Regions from separate parts of the Homo sapiens genome. Here region 2 is linked to region 1. A link is a contact called in ENCODE Hi-C or POLR2A ChIA-PET data. All regions are on one chromosome and are shown on one strand. Each heading gives the region's core, a stretch centred on a gene start or an enhancer-like site at or near the end of the contact. The rest is flanking DNA. Distances are from core to core; before and after follow the strand shown. Region 1 has its middle 73 kb from the start of MYL10. Region 2 overlaps CUX1 (cut like homeobox 1).

Region 1 (7,392 bases), core at 3,596-6,095:
GCCTCAGCCTCCCTAAGTGCTGGGATTACAGGTGTGAGTCACTGCACCCAGCCTATTTTTATTTTTTTTGAGACAGCACCTTGCTCTGTCACCCAGGCTGGAGTGCAGTTCCATGATCACGGCTCACTGCAGCCTTGACCTTCCAGCCTCAAGCAATCCTTCCACATCAGCTTCCCAAGTAGTTGGGACTACAGGTGTGAGCCACCATGCCAGTTAATTTAAAAGATTTGTTGCAGAGACGAGGTCTCGCTATGTTGCCCAGGCTGGTCTCGAACTCCTGGGCTCAAGCGCTCCTCCTGCCTCAGCCTCCCAAAGTGCTGGGATTACAGGCATGAGACACCCCACCAGCCTATGGTGTTCTACTCCTTGTGTTTTTACCCAATATTCTATCTGGGAGATCTTTCCACGTCAGGGTATAGAGAGCTTTCTCCTCTTCCTCCTCTTCTTCCCCTCTCCCACCTCCTCTTCTTCCCCTCTCCCACCTCCTCTTCCTCTTTCTCCTCCTCCTCCTTTTTCAACAGCTTCATAGTATTTCATTGTGTGGATGTACCATGATTTATTTCACTGTCTTTTTGCATAATGTGTGAAACAACTGGATTGCTGCCAGCTTTCTGCTGTTACACGCAGCTGCGATGATTAAGCTTATATGTACATCATTTCTTACATGTTCAAGGTGGCACTGTTGAACAAATTCCCAGAAGTGGGACTGACAGGCCATAGGGTGAATGCATCCGTAACTTTGATAAGAATTACTAAACCACTTGCCACTGGGGGTTGTATCATTTTGCATTCCCACCAGCAACATACCAGACGGCCTGTTTGCCTACACAATAGCCTCATCCTTGGACCGTGTTGGCATAATTTTGGATTTTGGCCTATCTGATAGGTAAGAAATGGTATTCTGGTGTGGTGTATAATTCATTTCTCTCGCTCTTTTCTTTTTTTGAGACAGGTCTCACTCTGTTGCCCAGGCTGGAGTACAGTGGCCCAACCTCACCTCACTGCAACCTCTACCTTCTGGGCTCAAGCAAACCTCCTGCCTCAGCCTCCTGAGTAGCTGGGACTACAGGCATGTGCCACCATGTTGGCTCACTTTTAAAAAAAAAATATTTGTAGAGATGAGATTTTTACCCAGGCTGATCTCAAACTTCTGGGCTTAAGTGATCCTCCTGTTTTAACCTCCCAAAGTGCTGGTATTACAGGTGTGAGCCACCACCGAGGCCCATTTTTCTCTTAATGTGAATAAGGTTGAGCATTTTCATATGTTTAAAGCCCACTTATATTTCTTTTCTCTGGAATGCTCTGTTCAAATCCTTTGCCCATTTTTCCACCAGATTTTTGGTGTTTTTTCTCTTTTTTTGTAAGAACTTTTTACATATTAGGGAGAGCAGCCCCTTGGCTGTAATATGAGTTGCAAATATTTTCTCCCTGTTTATCTTTTGACTTACTTTGCATATGATGTTCTTTGTCATGTAGAAGTTGTTCATTATTGTTATTAATTAATTAATTAAATTAATTTTTTGAGACAGAGTTTTGCTCTCGTTGCCCAAGCTGGAGTGCAGTGGCATGATCTCAGCTCACTACAACCTCTGCCTCCCAGGTTCAAGCAATTCTCCTGCCTCAGCCTCCTGAGTAGCTGGGATTACAGGCACATGTCACCACACCTGGCTAATTTTTTTGTAATTTTAGTAGAGACGGGGTTTCGCCATGTTGGCCAGGCTGGTCTTGAACTCCTGACCTCAGGTTATCCATCTCCCTCAGCCTCCCAAAGTGCTGAGATTACAGGCATGAGCCACCGTGCCTGGCCCCATTATTATTATTATTATTATTATTATCATCATCATTATCATCATCATCATCAACTTAAATGCTCACTATTCCCCCTCCTTGGTTTTGGATTTTAAGTCATTGGAAGATGGTCCCCAATCCAAAGTTATAAAGGGATTCATTCATATTTCTTCTGGTTCTCTTATGATTTTAATGTTTACATCTAAATCTTGGGCCCATTTGGAATTTGTTTTTGTGTTCTGGCGAACAGATTCAGTTTTATTTGTTTCCAGGTGGTTTCCTGGTTTTACCAACACCATTTATTAAAAAGCCCATGCTTACCTCACTGATGTAAGGCCCTCTTTATCATATGCTAAATTCCACTATGTTTTGGTGTACATTTTGGGGCTTTGTTTCCTGTTCCATTGACCTGTCTACTCATATGTGGTAAGTAATTAGGAAACTTGTTTTTAGGCCAGGTGCAATGGCTCACGCCTGTAATCCCAGCACTTTGGGAGGCTGAGGCGGGTGGATCACCTGAGGTTAGGAGTTTGAGACCAGCCTGGCCAACATGGTGAAACCCTGTCTCTACTAAAAATGTGAAAATTAGCCAGGTGTGGTGGCGCATGCCTGTAATCCCAGCTACTCAGGCGGCTGAGGCAGGAGAATTGCTTGAACCCAGGAGGCGGAGGTTGCAGTGAGCCATTGCAGTCATTGCAGTCCAGCCTGGGTGACAGAGCGACTATGTCTCAAAAAAAAAAAAAGAAAGAAAAAAAAAAAGAAAACTTGTTTTTACATGAAAACCAACGCTGATTGGGCGTGGTGGCTCATGCCTGTAATCCCAGCACTTTGAGAGGCTGAGGCAGGAGAATCACTTGAGCCCAGGAGTTCGAGACCGGCCTTGGCAACCTGGTAAGACTCTATCTCTACAAAAAAATTAAAAATTAGCCTGGCGTGATGGGTGGTGGTGTGCACCTATGGTCCCAGCTACACGGGAGGCTGAGGTGGGAGGATTGCCTGAGCCTGGGAGGTTGAGGCTGCAGTGAACCATGCTGGTGCCACTGTTCTCCAGCCTAGGAGACAGAGGGAGACCCTTTCTCAAAAAAAAAAAAAAAACCCAAAACAAAAACCAACACTGTATTACGGAGCAGGATGGGAAAGTTGCATGTATTTTTCAAGATAAAACTCTTGCTCCCAGCTGGGCATGGTGGTTTACGCCTGTAATCCCAGCACTTTGGGAGGCCGAGGGGGGCGGATCACGAGGTCAGGAGTTGGAGACCAGCCTGGCCAACATGGTGAAACCCCATCTCTACTAAAAATACAAAAATTAGCCCGGCATGGTGGCATGGGTCTGTAATCCCAGCTACTCAGGAGGCTAAAGCCGGAGAATTGCTTGAACCTGGGAGGCGGAGATTGCAGTGAGCCGCGGTCGGGCAAAAAAAAAAAAAAAAGAAAAAAGAAAAGAAAAGAAAAAACGCTCTAGCTCCAAGAGATTCTGAGCTTGTCCCTAACTTTTTCTCCTCTCTCACTGTCCCTCCACTCTCTCCTCCACACAGTGGACCCACCTCCGGTATTAATCACTCTCTTGCCAACAAGAGAATTGCACTCCTGGTGCTCTTAAAGGTTATTAGCTGAGTTGTCCCCTCCTCCAGGAAGCCTTCCTGGACATCTCCTTGCCCCCAGGCAGAGTGAGTAATTTGCCCAGCAAGCCAGTCACTAACCCTGAGCTTGGAAAGCGAACCCTGAACTCACTTCTCTCAAAGCACCTATTAGCGTTATTGGGCGGTACTGCAGTCGTCTGTTTACTTGTGTCGGGCTGGATTCCTCCCGGTCATGAAGCAGTCAACGTGCTGCATACTCATTTATAGGGCAATAATCTGGGGAGTGCCACGTGCAACGTGTTTGAGTCTTGTAAAGTGTCAATCAATCCCTGGACATTTCCCGAGTCCCCTCTTGGGACTTGGCGCTAGATGTCTCTCCTCCGTTGCCCCCCATCCCTCAGTCTTGCTGCCCCCTCCCATGGGCTCCATGCTAACTCCCTCCCTCTCCCCCAGGCTGTGCCTCCTCACCCTGGGAAAGAGGACTTTGTTTTTTTATTTATTTTTATTTTTATTTTTATTTTTTTGAGACAGAGTCTTGCTCTGTCGCCCAGGCTGAAATGCAACGGCGCGATCTCAGCTTCCTGCAACCTCCGCCTCCCGGGTTCAAGCGATTCTCCTGCCTATCCTCCGAAGTAGCTGGGATTACAAGCATACACCACCATGCCTGGCTGATTTTTGTATAGTAGAGATGGGATTTTGCCATGTTGCTCAACTCCTGACCTCAGATGATCCACCCACCTCGGCCTCCCAAAGTTCTGGGATTACAGGCGTGAGCCACGGTGCCCGGCCAGGAGCATTTCTTTAGTCCCTTCTCTGCTGATCAGGAAGTAGCACCCCTTCCTCAAGTGTCTGTTGCTTGGTGCCAGTCCCTGCAAACCAAATAGACCCTGGGCTGTGATGGAGGTGCCGCTGTTATTTAACTGTATAGCTCAGGGTGTGGGAGGATGACGGGGCCATTGTCTGACCTTCTCCTTGCTCTGCACCGTCCGAGGGGAGCAGGCCCTGACAGCCTGGATGTTTGGGGGTAACGTCCCTCAAAAACATTCTTCCTACACCTGGATCTCCTCTTTCTGTTTGTTTCCCAGGACCCTCTCATTCAATCCGGCTCCCCGTCCTTCCGCAGAGGGTGACGAGTCTATGGCTCCAGCTCTCCTGGTACTTCAGGTGTTGGTCAGGCCCTCCCGGCATGGACTTCACCCTTCCTGATTGGGGAGGCTGGCTGGGATTCCATGAGCAGGGAGACAGTGGCTATTTCCAGTCCTAATTTCATCCCCTCTCCCACAATGGCTGTAGGTATTTCCCTAATGAGTGACCCAAACAGAAAACACGCCTTGCCAAAGCCAGCATCCCATTTTCCTAGAGTGTAGCCTTGCTGAAGGACTTTGACACAGATTCTTGTAAAAGAGTTATTCCCAGCCAGGTGTGGTGGCTTGTGTCCATAATCCCAGCACTCTGGGAGGCCGAGGAGAGAGAATCGCTTGAGTCCAGGAGTTTAATGCCAGCCTGGGCAACATAGCAAGCCCTTGTCCTTCCTACAAATAATTAAATAATTAGCCAGGTGTGGTGGCTTGCACCTGTGGTCCCAGCTACTCGGGAGGCGGAGGTGGGAGGATCACTTGAGCCCAGGAGTTTGAGGCTACAGTGAGCTATGATTACATCACTGCACTCCAGCCTGGGTGACAGTGCGAGACCCTCTCTCTCTTTAAAAAAAAAAAAAAAAAAAAACAGGCTAGGCACGGTGGCTCTTGCCTGTAATCCCAGCACTTTGGAAGGCCAAGGTGGGCAGATCACTTGAGGTCAGGAGTTCTAGACCAGCCTGACCAACATGGAGCAACCTCGTCTCTACTAAAAATACAAAATTAGCTGGGAGTGGTGGCGCATGCCTGTAATCCCAGCTGCTTGGGAGGCTGAGGCAGGAGAATCGCTTGAACCCGGGAGGCGAAGGTTGCGGTGAGCCAGGATAACGCCATTGCCCACTCCAGCCTGGGCAACAAGAGCGAAACTCCGTCTCAAAAAATAAAATAAAATAAAATAAAAAATAAAGAAGAGTTATTCTCTCCTTACAGGTGAGAAGGCAAGTGTATGGCTTACATCTTGGCCTGGCTACTTCATGTTATCTTATTTGCATCAAGAACTTCAGCCAGAGAGGGTGGATGACATGTCTGGCACGCAGTAACTGCTCAGTAAACAGAACTGCTATTGTCACCCGGCATCAACACCCCAGCCTCTGACCCCTTTGATTCCACACCGCCCCACCGGATGACATTGAATCCTTTTTGCAGCCCCAGGTCACACCAGTCCCTTCTCCCCAGGCCCCCCACCCCCACCCCATTAGAGCCAGATCGTAAAATCTCCAGGGGAGGGAGGCTGGTGACATCTTTAGTGGCGACATTTGGGTAAAAAATTCATGACCATCAGTTACTCTCGGAAGAGAGGGAAAAATGAGCCGTTTCCGCCGCTCCAGAACGTGGCTCTCCCTGGCTGCGAGTCCACAAATCTATTTTATGTGACGAGATCTATAGTCTAATAGAAGGAGCTTATCGCAGATTTAAGAAAAAGTGCACAATAAGACTGCACTCTTTCCGTACTCTCGGCCCCGCGAGGCGCCCTCCCCTAAGATGAGGGTGATGGCGCCTCCGGGAGCCACGGAGAGTTCATGGGTCAGCGGGGCCCCAAGGGGGTGATGGCTGGGGTGACCAGGGTAAGGACAAGGTGGCCCCCTTGCCTGGTCTTTGTTCTCCACCTTCCGGTGGGGGGTTGAGCCACTGCTCGTCACCACAGTGGAGAGGGCCCTGGGAAACCCACCACCCAGTTCTGTCAAAATGTCTCTGCTTGGCCTGGGAGTTTTGCAGCTCTGACCACCTGTCTGTTGGCCTCCTGTCTGTCTGCCTGTCTTTGTGCATGCCTGACTGTCTGCCTGTCCGTCTGTCTGCCTGTTTGTCTTTCTGCCTGCCCATCTGCCCGTCTCCCTGCCCACCTACCCATCTGTCTGCCTGTCTGCCTGCCAGTCTGCCTGTCTGTGGGTCTGCCTGTCCATCTGTCTGCCTGTCTGTCTGCCTGTCTGCCTGCCAGTCTGCCTGTCTGTCTGCCTGTCCATCTGTCTGCCGGTCTGCCTGCCAGTCTGCTTTCTGTCTGCCTGTCTGCCCATCTGCCTGTCTCCCTGCCCACCTGCCTATCTGCCTGTCTCTGTGTCTCCCTGACAATCTTCCTGTCTGTCTGCCAGTCTGCCTGCCTGTCTGTCTGCCTGCCTGTCTGCCTGCCCGCTTGTCCATCTATCTGCCTGCCTACCTGCCCGTCTGTCTGCCTACCCATCTGCCTGTCTGTCTGCATGCCTATTTGCTTGCCTTTTTGTCTGTCTGTCTGTCTGCCTATTGGCATGAAGGAGAAATGGAGCTTTCACTTCTACCACCATCTCTTATCCTGGGGAAGGATCTGAGGATCCAGGGCTGCGCTGAGGCAGGAGGAGGGGATGAAGGACAGGGCGTCTCCAGTCCTCTCTAAGACGCAAGAGCCTTGGATCCAGTCCCTGGAGACCTGGGGCAGCTCTGAAGAGGAAGGAGGTTGGTGCCCGCTGGGGTGATGGCCGTCCTGCAGGGAGCCCTGGCCCGATGCCTGCGGAGGTTGGAGCTGTGTCTGCAGGGGATGCCTTGGAGATGCCTGTGTAGGAGAAGGTGACAGAGGCTACAGACAGTGGGCAGGGCCGGGGTTCTGAGGCCCCAGATGGGAGCCTGCATCTGCTCCAGGGAACAGTCTCTGCCAGCACAGAGCCAGGCCCGGAGGCACACGGTGACTTCGGACTCTGCAGCAAGCCTCATGCCAGGGTGAGGACAGACTGTCCCACAGGTCCCATCGGTCAGCTGCTGAGGTCCATGTCCCCTAGGCCCAGGGCAGCCAGGGGGTGAGCCAGCTAGAGCCTCCTCAGACCCGTCATCTGCTGAACAAGTGACTGAGTGAATGTATGAATGGATGGCTTGGGGCGGGAAGGGGGCCTTGCCTCCCTAAGATGTCAGGGCATATGCAGAGT
Region 2 (7,392 bases), core at 3,177-5,676, 160 kb before region 1:
TGACTGAACCATTTCCATTCCAAAAGATTGGGGAAAAAACGGGTTGCAAATTTGCACCTGTTACTGGCTCTTAACAGCTAACTGCTAAATGTGGAAACGCAGCTTCCACTTAGTAGACTCTGTTCTTTAGAGAATCAACTATTACGCAGAGACGCCATTGCACTTGAAACCATCTGCCAGACATTAAAAAAGTGACCAGGAGTATGCGTGCAAGGACTGGTGGGCGCAGCTAAAGGAAAATGTGCCAATTCCTGCGACCAGCAGACACGGGGCAGAAATGTGGGTTCGAAGGAGCAGGGTGGCTGAGATCCGTTCTAAAGCAGGTCAGGACCTAACACATTCAGAGATGCAGATTTCTAGAGACAAAAAAAACTAGTGCAGGCCGGGTGCAGTGGCTCAGCCTATAAACCCGGCACTTTGGGGGCCTGAGGCAAGAGGATCGCTTGAGGCCAGTTCAAGACTAGCCTGTCTCTACAAAAAATTTAAAAATTAGCCAGGCATGGTGTTGCCCACCTGTGTTCCCGGAACCTCACAGGCTGAGGTGGGAGGATCACTTGAGACTACCAGGTCAAGGCTGCAGTGAGCTATGGCTGCACCACTGCACTCCAGCCTGGGTGACACAACAAGACTCTGTCTCTTTAAAAAAAGGAAAGAGAGAAGAAGAGAGGGGAAGGAGGGAAGGAAGGAAGGAAGGAAGGAAGGAAGGAAGGAAGGAAGGAAGGAAGGGAGGAAGGGGAGATAAAAGAGAGAGAGGATAAAGGAAAGGAAAGGACAGGACAGGACAGGAAAGGGAGGAAAGGAAGGAAAGACAGACAGACTAGTACAATCCTCTAGTTTTATAGATGAAGAAACTGAGGCTCACAAAAGAGCAGTGGCTAGCCCCAGGCCCTGGGACAGGTGATGGCAGGTGACAGCAGGTGACACACTGAACTTAGCTCACCTCTCCCCTGGGACCCCACAGAGCATCATTCTGCCATGCCACACAGCAGAAACTCATCCTTCATATTGTTCATTTATGTTTTAGGTGTGATCGTGGTATTAGGTATTTTTTTCGAAGTGACATTATCTTTTAGAGATACATACTGAAATATTTATGGAGAAAATAATATGATGTCCTTTTCAAAATTCCAGGAGTAGGCAGGGGCGGAGATGAAACTAGACAGGCCAATAGTTTGGAACTGATCATGCTGGGGGCAGCACACAGGGTTCATTATTCTCACCTCATGTGTGTCTGAAATCTTCCACCAGGAAAACATTTTCTTAAGAATCTGTTCAAAATACCAAACAGCGACAATGCATCTATCCCCTTCAAGGAGAGTCTCTGCTACTAATCTGGGCCTTCCAAAAAAAGAAAAAAGGAAGAAGAGGATAGGAGAGGGGAGAAGGGGGGAGAGACAGAGAGAGAGAGGAAAAAGCAGGCAGAGACAGAGAGACAGAAAGAGAGAGGAAGGAAGGAAGGGAGGAAGGTAGGGAGGGAGGGAGGGAAGGAAAAAGAAAGGGGAAGGAAGAAAAGGAAGGAAGGAAGGAGCAAAGAAAGACAAAGGAAAGAAGGAAATAAGCCAAGAAAAGAGAAAGAAAGAGAAGAAAGAAAAGAAAGAAAAAGGAAAGAAGGAAAGAAGCAAAGAAAAGAGAAAAAGAAAGGACTGAGAGAGAGAGAGAGAGAAAAGCAACCTTCTGCTAGGATCTTAAAGATACTACCCATGAAGCCTTCTGGCTGGGAAAAATTTTCAAAAAGCACCATTGCTCAATAAGAAGAGGGAACATATTCAACAAGTTATCAAGTCTGCAGAGAGAACAAGCCATGTCAGTATGAGATCATTAAATCAGCATTCTGGCAAAAAACGGTATTTCCAAACGTTCTGATGACAGCTGGATCAAACCCGCCAATACCTGACAGTAATAAATACAGTTATTTGGGAAGAAAAATAGGGAGTGACCTTACAGCTCCACTGAAATAGGCCAAATACGGGAAGCTTGAGGCGGTAGGAAATGGAAAAGAACAGCTAATATTTGGCAAGCTTCCTTGATGATCAACAAATTAAAATGTTAAGGAAGCAATTTGTTGAGAAAAGATATTTTTAAAAGAAGCTGAATCACGCAGGTTCAGCCCCGGATACGGTCAATTGGTAATTTTTAAATCATTTTTTAAAAGTTAATGTGTTCAGCCTCTAGAAATGGCATTTGAGACATCGCTGAGTTAATCATAAGCCGCCTCTCCCCCAGCTCAGGTGCAGGGAGGGATGCCTTTGCTGAGTTACTCTAGGGCTCTGCTCTCAACCCCAGGCTCAGCAGGGACTGCAAACCCAGCTCTCATGGGCAGTGCCTTTAGTGACAAGGGCATAAACAAAACTATAGCCTGAAGTCGAGCTAGAGTTTCCAAAGGCCCTCTGGTTGCCGGTCCATTTTCAATCATTAGCCACCTGACCTACTTCCAAATCTAGAAAGCCAAACAATACCGGATTTCTTCAATTAAAATACTGCTGGTTTTCACAACGCATGAAGGGAAGACTTTCTTGTGATTAAACAGCCATTCCCTGGGAGACCGAGGGAAGCGGATCACCTGAGGTCAGGAGTTTGAGTCCAGCCTGGCCAACATGGCGAAACCTAGTCTCTACTAAAAATATAAAAATTAGCCGAGCATGGTAGCGAGTGTGTGTAATCCCAGCTACTCAGGAGGCTGAAGCAGGAGAATCTCTCGAACCTGGGAGGCGGAGGTTGCAGTGAGCTAAGATCGTGCCACTGCACTCCAGCCTGGGCCACAGAGCAAGACGCCATCTCAAAAAAAAAAAAAAAAAAAAAAGGCATTCGCATTCTAAGGGCCAAAGTATACCCTCACTAAACCACCACAGCTCACAACTAACTCACTCAACATAGGGCTCACTGAGCATTTGCTGTTGTGGGTGCTAAGAACAAAGTCATTGTTTTCAGAATTCAAACATTCTTTCGGGTGAGAGGAGTGGAAGACACAGGTTTTATAAGTAGGGGATCATGTGCAGATAAGTCATTGAAGAAGAAAAAGTCAGGGAAGGCGGGAGGGACCAAGAAGGGATGGGTGAGGATGGCTCCTCTGAGAAGGGGACATGTGAGCTGAGACCTAAGAAAGTAAAACCTAACCATCACAAACCAAAGTCGGCCTCTAAAATGGGATCCCCACCACCAACCCCAAAACCAGATACTACAATGCTCTTGGCCGGGTTTTTAGCCATGTGCTTGGTTAGCTGCTGCTTAACTTTATTCTTAAGGAATCTACATACTGCATTTTTTTAAAGCAGGTTCCCTGGTAAGAAACCCTACTCCTCAGAAACAACAAAAATAGTATGTTCTGTTTTCTCTTTTTTTGAGACAGAGTCTCGCTCTGTTGCCCAGGTTGGAGTGCAGTGGCACCATCTTGGCTCACTGTAACCTCCGCCTCCTGGGTTCAAGTGATTCTCCTGCCTCAGCCTCCCGAGGAGCTGGGAGTACAGGTGCGTGCCACCACATTCGGCTAATTTTTGTATTTTTAGTAGAGACGGGGTTTCACCATGTTGGCCAGGCTGGTCTTGAACTCCTGACCTCAAGTGATCCTCCCACTTCGGCCTCCCAAAGTGCTGGGATTACAGGCGTGAGCCACCACCCCCAGCCCTTACTGTTAAATGACCATGATGAAGCTGATTTCTACAAATACACCAGGAGGAAGAGCTAAGGGGGGAAAAAAATTCCCTGCAAAATAAAACGAAACAAAGCTCCTTGCAATTATGCAAAGCTATAGCACAGCTAAGTTATTCTGAGCTAACTCAACCTAGAGGGGTGACGGCCTGGCAAAGGGGGTCATCCGACCCAGCCAGACAAGCTCCGTCTTTCCCTTCCTGCTTCACTCATTTCTGAAAAGAACAGTTCCAGTTTAAAGTAACCCAGCAAATTCATCCTCAACGGGTGAAACCCCATCCTCGCTTCACCTGACTCAAAGCGTGCGCTGCTTTAATTCAAAACAGCTGACTTCGGAGGCCTACAGTCCTCATTTTTCATCCGTCCCCATCATACCAAAAGCAGACTATGTAAGTAAGAGCGGTGAAAGGCCTTTCTGTGCTGAAAACATATTTTATGTATTGAAAAGTACTTGGTGGCCACGCATCTTAACTCCTGAAGAAGAAAATAGTTATTTCTTTTTATTTCTGCAGATATTTCAAAAATATGATAGGTATTGAATGCTAGGCCTGTGACAGGCAAAATGCCCTGTAGGAGGTGCCCGGGTTTCAGAGTCAAGCACAGCCCCCAATCAGATAAGCAGAGGCCTGGGAGAGGGAGGACATCAGGACCCACGTGACGCTAACACCGGGCGGGGTAAGGGCAGGAACATGGCGCAGGCCCAAAAGTGGCCCGCGGCGGGTGGTACGGGGCAGGACAGAGTCCACCTGCTGGAGAGGATCTGAAGGGCCTCGTCCTAACAGAAACAGGAACCGGAGCTGGGCAGGACTTCAGAGGCTGAAGGATGGGAGAGGGAGGGTGCGCCCAGGAGGAGGCACAGCTTGAGCAGAGGCGTGGCTGCATGACCGCGGAGGGAGGGTTCACACCCGGGGCCTGTGGTACGGCTGGCAGGCGTGGGAGAGCCAAGGTGGGGACACAGAGAGGTCAAGGAGGCCGAGGCCGAAAAGGGACCACAGAATTTGGCTACAAGAAAGCAGTTTCAGTTTAACGATGACAAGGGAGCCCGAGTGAAGAGGAAAACCTGTCAACTCCTCGTGAAAGTCGGGAGGGTTTCTGCGTAGAAAAAAACAGCGTTCAGCAGCTCAGTTGGCTGCCGTGAAGTCATCAGAACTAGAGGAAGAGTTGGACTTGCTCTAGTGAGGACAGCTTTTGAAGTCACTAACCACAAGGAGGAAGCCTTCCCCTCTGGGCCTGCAGGAAACAGATTGCGTGGCTTTGTCTGTCCTGGCTGGGGAACGCATGACACGCTGAAGGGTTTTCCAGCTCTAGGGAAGAAAATTCATCTTTCTGTAAAGTCCACTTCGTCTTCCATTATCTACCAGACTTCTTGATGGGACCATTTTTAGAGCCTTCAGTGAAAGAATGGAAAACACTAACTTGGATAAACAATTAAGAGTAGGGAGGGAAATAGGTGAAGACGCAACTCTGATGAAATAAACAAACCGCAACCGTGGAATAACATTCTGGTTATTATGGGTCGTGATTAACGGCTCCCTGCGTTGATGGCTGAAAACTTGTGCTTTACTGCACACTTCCAGCAGAATTTAGCTGCTTTTTTCTTTCTTGTTTCCTTTTTTTTTTTTTTTTTTTTTTTTGAGACAGGGTCTCACTCTGTCACCCAGACTGGAGTGCAATGGCTTGATCATAGCTCACTGCAGCCTTGACCTCCTGCTGGACTCAAGCGATCCTTCAGCCTCAGCCCCCAAGGAGCTGAGACTACAGATGCACGCCACCACACCTGGCCAATTTTTCTTATTTTTTGTACAGACGGGTTCTTGCTATGTTGCCCAGGCTAGTCACAAACTCCTGGGCTCAAGTGATCCTCCCGCCTCAGCCTCCCAACGTGCTGGGATTACAGGCGCTAAACCAGCACTTAAGCTGCATTTTTTTTTTTTTTTTTGAGCTGGAAACTCCTTCTACCGCCCAGGCTGGAGTGCAATGGCACAATCTTGGCTCACTGCAACCTCCGCCTCTCGGGTTCAAGCGATTCCCCTGCCTCAGCCTCCCGAGTAGCTGGGATTACAGGCGTCTGCCACTGCGCCCAGCTAATTTTTGTATTTTTAGTAGAGACGGGGTTTCACCATGTTGGCCAGGCTGGTCTGGAATTCCTGACCTCGTGATCCACCCGCCTTGACCTCCCAAAGTGCTGGGATTACAGGCATGAGCCACCGCGCCCGGCCTTAAGCTGCTTTTTAACACATGGGGAGAACACAGAGAAAGTACCAAAATGAATGTTGTAACTCAATTCTAAAATACGTGAAAATATACTGAAGACTCTTCCATTGCATCATCTTGTAAATTCAGGTGAAATCCTGCCTGTCCCTACCTAGGCCTCATTTTCCTTATCAACCTATGAGAAACGACCAGGCATTTCTTGGGTCCCCAGCACCCTGGAGAAAGAGACCACTCGGAGGACACGGCCCCTCACCTCATGGTCCCCCTGGCAGGCAAGGCCACCGGGCCAATTAATGGAAGTCAGTGACCAGCAACTGGAAGGGCTACAGGGTTTGGGAGGAGATAGAGCCTCTGAGGTTGGAAAGGCGGCCAGGGTTTCACTGGGAGGCAGGGCCTGGGCCAGGCTCCAAGGGACGGGGTCCAGCCCCCAGCAAAGCATCAGCACACACTTCAGCAGGAGGTAAGATGCCACGGCACTGGGGAAATTTTTAAGCAAGAGGGAAGAGGATGCATTAACAGAGAAGAGGGAGGTCACCATTGTGGGGCATTGCAATCCAAATTGAGTCCAGGCCGGGCGAGGTGGCTCACACCTGTCATCCCAGCACTTCGGGAGGCTGAGGTGGGAGGATCACTTGAGGTCAGGAGTTTGAGACCAGCCTGGTGAAACCCCACCTCTACTAAAAATACAAAATTAGCTGGGTGTGGTGGCACATGCCTGTAGTCCCAGCTACTTGGGAGGCTGAGGCACAAGAATCGCTTGAACCCAGGAGGCGGAGGTTGCAGTGAGCCAAGATGATGCCACTGCACTCCAGCCTGGGTGATAGAGTGAGACTTCATCTCAAAAAGAAAAAAAAAGAAAGAAAACTGAGTCCATTTTTAGTCCTTTGAAGTGTGCAGGTGTGTGTGACTAAAAACAGGCAGAACCATCACTGTTGAGAATGGGGTGCCACAGAAATGGGAGACAGGGTGTCATTTCTTACTCCAGCAATCGGAGGAGGCAACTGTTAGGAACAGCCCCCACTGGCTGAGCAGTGGCCAAGAGGCACCTCACTTTATGGAGGGGGTCCCTTCCAAACACTAAGAACTTAGGAAGTTCTCGCCACCCAGAGATAAGGGAATGGAGATGCCCAACCCCTAAATGATGGAGGCAGGATTTGAGCCCAGGCCTCTGGTGCCAAAGCCCCCACTGCTTCCTCATCCCATCACCACCAAACAGGCTCCTATGCTTAGGAGACTGGCTTTCTGAGCATTTCATAAAGTTGCTCTGCAGACAGACTCCAAACTTGTGTTAATCATATGTTACCCGCTGGCAGCCCGGCTAGAAGGCGCTCACAAAAGATGACTTTGAAAGACAAAACCAAAACCGAAGTGTTTCCTATGAAACTGGTATCATCACACACAGCCTTGCCCCATGCACACATTTCAGAATTGTCCGACATCCAGTTCAACATGGCAGACGATCCTGTTTGCTTTGGAACAGAAAGGTATAAACTCACCTGACAAAGAGGACAGGAAAGCAAGAACAAATGAAAA

What was found. Hi-C counts contacts between places; a loop is a spot of excess contacts on that map. ChIA-PET counts read pairs that join two places held with the same protein, here RNA polymerase II (POLR2A). Pooled maps may share reads with other maps.
Region 2: POLR2A ChIA-PET joins it to region 1 with 17 read pairs in OCI-LY7. The contact joins two enhancer-like sites. A Hi-C loop is called at or near these places in 4 of 37 single-sample maps with no recorded cell type and 5 of 50 pooled maps. POLR2A ChIA-PET finds 5 or more read pairs at or near these places in 4 of 52 experiments (BJ, Caco-2, OCI-LY7 and 1 more).

What each region holds. Positions count from the first base shown.
Region 1 is chr7:101,698,749-101,706,140 of GRCh38, reverse strand. No RefSeq gene overlaps it. Among named protein-coding and RNA genes, the nearest start is that of MYL10, 73 kb to the right of the region's middle. RefSeq lists an enhancer at 6,477-7,124. Within about 2 kb of position 4,845, at least 2 of the 41 ENCODE cell types and tissues checked have a DNase peak (open chromatin) inside an H3K27ac peak, as active enhancers do.
Region 2 is chr7:101,854,070-101,861,461 of GRCh38, reverse strand. The region is part of intron 1 of CUX1 (cut like homeobox 1); the gene reads right to left. Among named protein-coding and RNA genes, the nearest start is that of CUX1, 40 kb to the right of the region's middle. RefSeq lists enhancers at 1-603, 4,411-4,540. Within about 2 kb of position 4,426, at least 40 of the 41 ENCODE cell types and tissues checked have a DNase peak (open chromatin) inside an H3K27ac peak, as active enhancers do.